2 separate regions of the Mus musculus genome follow, and region 1 is linked to region 2. A link is a loop called in an ENCODE intact Hi-C map of the cell type or tissue named here. Cell type or tissue: gastrocnemius. All regions are shown on one strand. Region 1 has its middle 7.6 kb from the start of Gm7168. Region 2 overlaps Afdn (afadin, adherens junction formation factor).

What was found. Peaks named below come from ENCODE experiments on the same cell type or tissue, not always from the same donor. Only the 100,000 strongest peaks of a DNase experiment are listed, where the experiment ranks them.
Region 1: it touches region 2 in a loop (2.5-fold over the local background); 14 of 42 quality-filtered maps call a loop at or near these places.

The regions. Positions count from the first base shown.
Region 1 is chr17:13,938,787-13,942,786 of GRCm38, forward strand. No RefSeq gene overlaps it. Among named protein-coding and RNA genes, the nearest start is that of Gm7168, 7.6 kb to the right of the region's middle. In gastrocnemius, a CTCF peak has its summit at 1,953; no DNase peak of the experiment used is centred here; H3K27ac peaks cover 2,250 bases.
Region 2 is chr17:13,848,100-13,852,099 of GRCm38, forward strand. Afdn (afadin, adherens junction formation factor) reads left to right here. Exons shown (of 33, transcript NM_010806.1): 16 at 1,009-1,154; 17 at 1,469-1,563; 18 at 2,681-2,946. Among named protein-coding and RNA genes, the nearest start is that of Tcte2, 89 kb to the left of the region's middle. In gastrocnemius, a CTCF peak has its summit at 2,244 (motif pointing right); no DNase peak of the experiment used is centred here; H3K27ac peaks cover 1,547 bases.

The DNA.
Region 1 (4,000 bases), 91 kb after region 2:
CTCTGCACAGCCGGGCAGCCAGAGAAACTTGGCATCGTTCCCTATATGTCTGCACAGGCCTAGAGGAAGGACAGAAATAGAATCATTATGGGACCCAAGTGATTTCTCAGGTCAAGAATGGTCTTGGCTCTCTCTTCACTGTGCAGACACAGGGCACAGGTCTTGAACTCCATGTACCCCTAGCTGCTGCCCACACTAAGGATGAGTGAGCTGAGCTGAAAATGTTGAAAACCACAATCACTGGGCCAAAATGACTATCGGTGGACAACTGAGCACAAGACCCTTGCCTGCTCCCTGAGGACCAGAAGCCCCAGCTCGGTTCTTACTGCTCTATTCCCAAAGAAAATGCAGAGCAGCTGTAAATGCAGCCATGCTCTGCTGGGAAGGGCAGACAGGCATATCCAGGCCAAGAGAAGGATGTACTGTGGTGTGTTGGGCCTGTCTGTTCCTCACAGGCATACTTAGCTATGCTACCCAGCACTTACCCAGCCCTGTTTGAAGTGCTTTGGTCCCACAGGAGCTCTGTGGTGGTGAAGACACTGATAAAGCCAAGGACCTAGACCCTTGCCAAGTACCTGTCCACACTTGACTCCTGCTGGGTGTCAGCACTATGTGCAGCCATGTAAGACTGGGAACATGGATGACTTTCTTCATTGGGATCACTTGTGAGCCCGAGGGCCAGGTGACATGCTTGAGGCCAGGCAAGGATAAGGAGGAGCAGAGTGACCTTACATGAGCTTGCGGGATAGGGGCCCCAGTGAGGGGAGGGACTAGCCCTGGCTCACACTCTTCAGGAACATATGTGGTTGAGGGTAGGCATGCTGGACCCATGCCCATGATAGACTTCCAACATACTAATCAGTGTCTATATAGGTGTATTCAACACTGTTAATGTGGTGTGTGTGTTTGTTTCTGTGTGCATGCTCACATGCATGTGTGTGTCCCTGTATATTCACTTGCATGTGTTTCTGTGTGTGTGTAAGGGGGCATGTCCTGACAGCCTTCCCTCCCCATGCTGGGCACCCACAGTTGACACAGACCCCACTTAATAGCATTTTTGTTCCCAAAGGTTTTCTAATGGAAGATAGTATGCTTCTCAGTCAGTTCTAGTTAACCTCATTTTGTTAAAATGGGGAACACTGATCTTTTGGGATTGAAGCCTGAGCCAGCCTGTGGACTTTCCTTCTCCTACAGTTCCCAGGCTATTCTATATGACACTATCCGGTGAACAGAACCCTCAGCTCTGCCAGCTCCCCTGTGTGTGTCATTGCACTAGCCTATATCCTGGCTGTCTCTCCCAACTCCACCTGTTCTAGCTGAGCTCAGCATACACAGAAGGCCTATATGAGGAGATGCTGCCCCACTGAGCCAGGCAAATTGTGCTCCACTCTGACAAATGTGAGAAGGGTGTCCAGATGTGGCCCTCACACCAATGGGTCCGCGGTTTGATCACAATTACTGTGATCAGCAGTGACATACAAGCCTCCTCTTGTCCAAGTAAAGTGACATCAGTACTTGTTTGGACCTTGGGCAGTAAAGGAACCCTGACGGTTCCATGGGTAGGTAACCAACCCTATTCCTTCCCAGAATCCATGAACTGTACCTGCTTAACGGCCTCTGTATCTCCTTGACTTAGGTGAGTAGAGGAGACCCCAAACAGGCCTTTACCACTGCACCAGCCACACTGTCCTGCCAGGTGGAGGCAGCCTCCACAGCCTGAGGAGTGGGGTAAGTGTTCTTTCCCACTACATCCAATGGGGTCTTGTTTGCATAGCAAGTGGCAGTATCTCCTGTGGAACTGAGCCATGCTGCTAGGGAGACCTTTGTGTTGTTTACAGTACTTATAAGCTAGACATGGGAAGAGGAACTAGAGACATGTGATTTGGAGATCTTGCAGTAGCCTGCTCTGGGTCTGTGGAGCCTAGGCTGGCGTGGCAGTCATAGGGCTCCCTCCAATGTCCAAGTTCCACCATGACACATTCTCTAGAAGGTCAGACAGAAGTCCAAGTAGATTCAGGGCTTACATTGACACTTGTTTCTCTCAGATACTTTTGCTCCTGAGAATCCAAGGAGCTTAGAGCCAGAGACAGGAAGAATAGGACCTGCCCCATGCATGCCCCAGGCTAGTCTCAGAGATGGTTCCCCATCTCCTACCAGTGGGCAGGCCAAGGAGACTGATATGGTGGGCAGAAGGGTTGAGGGTCAAGAACTGCCTTGCCCAGACATGGGTAAAGGCTGGTGGTGCTTGAATGCTAGTAAGCCACCTTCAAGGCTGGCTGGCACAGACGGGATGGCTGTACACCTCTTGCCTACACCACCCTTATCCGGAAGCTCAGTGGTTGCCAGTTCATGGTTACAGACACATCAGGACAAGTACTTAAATGGTTCAGATGTGACACCCATAAACATGTGGACCAACTATACTGACTGAGAGAAATGGTGGACACAGCTCTGCCCTGAGGCTGCCCTAGTGTACTGCTGCTACTGCTACTGGTGTGTGTGTGTGTGTGTGTGTGTGTTTCATGGTTACATATGTGTATATGTGTGTATAGCAGAGTGTCTGCATGGACATGTGTTTGTGCATGTATCTATGTGTCTGTATAGACATATTTTTATGTGTCTGCGTGGATATAGGTGCACAGATGTCTATGCGTCTGCATGGGTGAGTGTTTGTGTATGTGTGTGTGTTTCATGGTCGAATGTGTGTATATGTGTGTATAGCAGAATGTCTGCATGGACATTTGTTTGTGTGTATCTGCATGTGTGTGTGTGTGCATGTGCATGTATCTATGTGCCTGTATAGACATGTTTTTATGTGTCTGCATGGATATGTGTGCACAGATGTCTATGGGTCTGCATGAGTGAGTGAGTGAATGTATGTGTGTGTGAGTGTGAGAGTGTTAGTTACATAGACCTGCATGTGTGTTGCAGTGGTATGTGTGTATGTATGTGTGTTACATGGGCCTGTGGGTGTTTGTGGGTGTGTGACTTTAAATAGAAAATAGCAGCCTCTGAGGTAACTGTGGAGATGTGAGACACTCACTCCCAGAATCAGGTTAGAAATCTTCTGCCTGTCTCTCTGTCTTTGGAAATAATGTGCTGTCATCCTCCTATCTGAGGCCATAAAGTCTCAGGACAGAGGTCAGTGCTCTGACCTCTGGCCATGTTAAGCATCAGTAAGTTCATAAAGAGGGCAGGTTTCTCTTTCCTCTCTAAATCTCTAGTGCTGAACCGCGTCCACTCGACAAGGCTCCAGCTTGGCATGGGGCCCACTGCTCATAGATTCTAGGTCTTTCTTGCCCCTTAAAGCAATGCAGCAGGAAGAGCTCTGAGCCAAGGCTACAGCTACCAGGTATAAGTTTAGTATTGACTGTCAAGTGTGTGAGCCAGCTCTCTGTCACTGTGAAAGACACCTGGGAGGACCAACTCCAGGAATGAGGGGTTCTCTTGGTTTGTGATTTCAAAAAAGTGGAGATTAAGCTGTTCCTGTCATCCTTGTGAAGAGACTGGGTAGGGCCAGGCAAGAGAGAGACTTCAAGGTTAATGTTCTAGCCTCACAGTTCTTCCACCAGGTCACCTCTCTCAAGAGTCCATTCAAAATTTGAATTCATCAGTGGATCCAGGCACAGTCAACATTGTAAGATTGTGACCTGACATCATCATCTGCAAATTTCACACTCAAGAACTGGACAATCAGGTCATTTTCAGGAAGTTTTTGTTGTTTTCTGGTTCCCATTTATAGCTATCCTTAACTCAAGGTGCCCTGTGGGCTACCAGGTAGATATGACTGGAATAACTGATAAATTTATTACTCTTATGATCTAGGCTCTGGAAATACCCCCACCCCCAATACAGGCCCAGAGATGCTCTAGTTTCCTAGGCTGTTCTTCATCTATCCATGCCAACAGTCAGCCGTAGTTGTTGTACTGGCTGATCTTCACAAACAGGCAACTCCATCTCCCTAGAGGGCTACAGGCACACCTCATACGTATACCTGCAC
Region 2 (4,000 bases):
TCGCGTTCTCTCTTAGAGAGAGGAGCATGGTCATGTGTGTTTTATTATGACATTGTCTTTATAAACAGTAAAGAGGTTGTGCTGATGTTAAGACCACGAACCTAGCCCTCTGTGTCAGATGCTTTGGGAATAACTAAGTGTCGTGCTCATGTCGTACCTTCATGTTAGTGTTTTGATTTTTTTTAAATTATCATGATTGTTTACAAGTTTCTTTCTCTCGTTCTGCTTGATTTCCCCTCGTCTGTTTTTCTCCAGGAAGTAGACCAGGTTGATCAGGTAGGACATACTGCTGGGAACTGATCCTAGCTGTGTTGGCTTAGCTGAGTTTCTCATGCTGCTTCCATTACAAATATGAGCCTACAAAAACTGGACTGAGCAGTTCATAACCCTCATTCAGCAACTGAAACATGCAACACTAAAATCCTTTTTGACTGCGCAACTTATATCAGCATTTCATAATTTCTGCTTAATGCACTTCAGTGTGGATATGAAATGACAAAAGTTCTGTTTCTTCTCTATTTTTATCCTTGGTTCCTATTCTTTGGATCTCATCTAAGGCTGCCTGGCCTGCAAATGTGGTCGGGAGAGGATGTGATAGATCAGTACTTGATACTGAGTTGCATGGTGTCCAAGCCAGTGACTACAAGTATCAGGGTGGCTGTGGGTAACCATGGATACCTGTGTGTGTGCTACGCAGATTACCAGATAATGCATAATCTACAATTTGGTTTTGTAATACACAGTATATCCGTTCTTTACTGACTCTGCAAATTCCATTTAATTAGACCAGTATGACTGTGTATATGAATCCTCAGACGCTGCATTGGTTATTTGCTTCCCATTGCTCGGCATGTATCTAAATTTCTTTGCAAGTATCTGGTATCTGTGGTAACTACCTGGTGGAGATGGGAAGGTACTGGTCTATCTTCAGCTTCTCAGGAACATTCCTGTTTATTTGTAATTTTTCTGATGCCTTGCTTTGTTTATGGGAATGTTTTCTGTCCACAGAAACAGAAGAACATTGCAGGAGCACTTGCTTTTTGGATGGCAAATGCATCTGAGCTTCTCAACTTCATCAAGCAGGACCGAGACCTTAGTCGGATCACGCTGGATGCCCAGGATGTCCTAGCACACTTGGTTCAGATGGCATTTAAGTAAGAAGCACATTCTGGAAAGAATAATAAGTTTTCATGCTTACAAGCTTCATGTTGTGTTTTCAAAGCCAGTGTTAAAGATTTTACTTACCCTAAGTGAAGATGCTTGATTGCCACAAAACACAGGAGATTGTGTTAACTTAAGAGCAGTGTGCTCTGGAACAACTGCAGTGTTGTGAGTGTTCCAGAGTACAATTTTTGTTATTTTTAATGAAAAATATTCTTAAAGAATACAGATTGTCTCAAATGGTAAAAATCTAACACTGCCTCTGTGCAACCTGCTCAGGTGATTAAAATTGTTTGTGTATTTTCAGGTACTTGGTTCATTGCCTTCAGTCAGAACTTAATAACTACATGCCAGCCTTTCTGGATGATCCTGAGGAGAACAGTCTGCAAAGACCAAAAATAGGTAAGAGTCTTATGTGCCTCCCCTAACATTGAACTTGGGTTTATTTTTAAGTCTTTTTTTTTTTAATATATTAAATGTTTGTATGTTCTGACTGCATTTATGTCTGTATACCATATCTGAGCCACAGAGGCCAGAAGAAGGTGTCAGATTGCCTAGAACTAGAATTAAATTAAAGACTGTTGTGAACCACTATGTGGGTGCTGGGAGTTGAACTTGGGCCCTCTGAAAGACCAGCCAGTGTTTTTAATCACTGAGCTCTCTCTCTAGTTCCTAGTTTTACTAGTCTTCTGGTGCTACTGGCCTCTGTCTGGGTTATAGGCCTAGCAAGCTTCTGCTGCGCCACTCTCCTAAGGGCCTGTTTTTTTTTTTTTTTTTTTTTTTTTTTTTTTAATGTATATGAGCTTTGACTACTTGTACGTGTGTGTCTAGTATCCAACAGAGGCAAGGAAAGGTTGTGGCATTTCCTGGAACTAGAATTATACATAGATGGCCCTTATGCCATGTCAGGTGCTAGGAACTGAACCTGGACCTGCAAGTGCAGCAGCTTCCAAGCCACCTCTCCAGCCCTAAGTTTATCTTTGTATGCAGTATATTGTAAGGAAGGTCTTTCTTCTTTTAAGATTTACTTTTATTTGTGTTACGTGTTTGTGTGAAAATATGCTGTGGGTACCCAAAAAGGTCAGAAGAGGGCATCAGAGTCCATAGATTTGGAGTTTAAGCAGCTGGGAAACAAACTTTGGTCTTGTGGAAGAACAGTGCTGCTGCACTGCAACAAGTGCTCTTAGCTGTGAAACTGTCCTTCCAGCCCCAGGCTTGTTTCTTAAATGACTGCCTTATTGTAGCTTTGAGATGACTTCCGAAGAACTGGCTGTCAGACTTAGGAGTCATTTTCACTTTTGCTTTGCTTCTTTAAAAAACTTTTAGGTAAATTTATTTGAATAGTGGTTAGAAACTATGTGTTTAAGACCACACCCCTGCTTTCTGTTTGAATTTGGTATTTGTAACTGGTTTGACACATTTGTTAATTGTTATAACTACCTTTGTCTGAAGTTGGTATGACTCAGAGGTTCTGCTGTGACCCTGTGGCCCCTGACGATTTGTCCCATATCCTGAACAGATGATGTGCTGCACACACTCACAGGAGCCATGTCCTTGCTGCGGCGCTGCAGAGTCAATGCTGCCTTGACCATCCAGCTCTTCTCTCAGCTTTTCCACTTCATCAATATGTGGCTGTTCAACAGACTGGTGACTGACCCAGATTCAGGCCTGTGCTCCCACTACTGGGGTGCCATTATCCGCCAGCAGCTGGGGCATATTGAAGCGTGGGCAGAGAAGCAGGGGCTAGAGCTGGCAGCTGACTGTCACTTGAGCAGAATTGTACAGGTGTGGACAGTGGCTGTACTCCATTCTCCTTGCTTCTCCCTCTTCCCTGCCAGTACATGAACTTTAGATTGACATGATGAGTGACAACTTGGGGTGATAGAGCCTCAGTGTTTTTCCCATATGCATTCAGTCAAGCAGCTACTGTGGTTGTAGCCTCTGGGCTGCTGTAACAAGCCAGCTAAAACTAAATGTCTCAGCCGAGGTTTATTGTCTCTCTCTCCTGGAAACCAGAGGTTGAAATCAAGGTGCTGGCCTCTGAGGGACTTGAATATAAGTTGGTTCTTCCAGCCCTTGGTAGTTTATACCCAACTTAGGCATTCTTTGGCCAGTCTTTGCCACAGACTTCATGTGGTATTCTTGGGTACATGTCTGTCCAAGTCCCTGGTTTGTACAGGGGCATCAGTAAAACTGGCCTCCTTTTAACCAATTGTATGCACAAGGCCCTTCCTCAATAGTACTCCAGCCTCCAGCATCAGAACCTTAAGGACATGGTTCCTTCTGTAACAAGGTGTGTAAACAGTAGGACAGAGATATCACTGACATGGTCTTTTTTATGAGACCAGCAAAATAGGTTTTACTGAAGGATAAATGATGATTTTAAAATGGGGCAGCAGTTAACTCTTTAGATGTTAATCATAACCTACTATTTTAACAGCTCTCAGATACCAAAGTCTAGGAACTGGTGTTTATAATGAAGGACATGAGTTATATGCAGCCTCAAAACTTAAAACATTTACTTAAATGTATTTATTAACTTTTGTTTTTATGCCTTTCATTTCCTCTAAAGATATTTAGTAACCCAAGAAGCTGATGAGTTCTCAGCTTTTATCAAGATTCATATTTGCAAAACTATCAGATTCCTATTAACTAATCATCCGGCTTGCTATGTAAATGTTCAAACTTTAAAGGAGACTGCTTAAAAGACTTTATAAACATTGATAGTTGAGTAAAATTATATTAAAAACATAACAACTAAAGTAAAACCCAAGAGTGTATACAAAAGTATGCTTATCATTTACTATATGTAGCTCAATGTTAATGCCTCTTTAAAAGC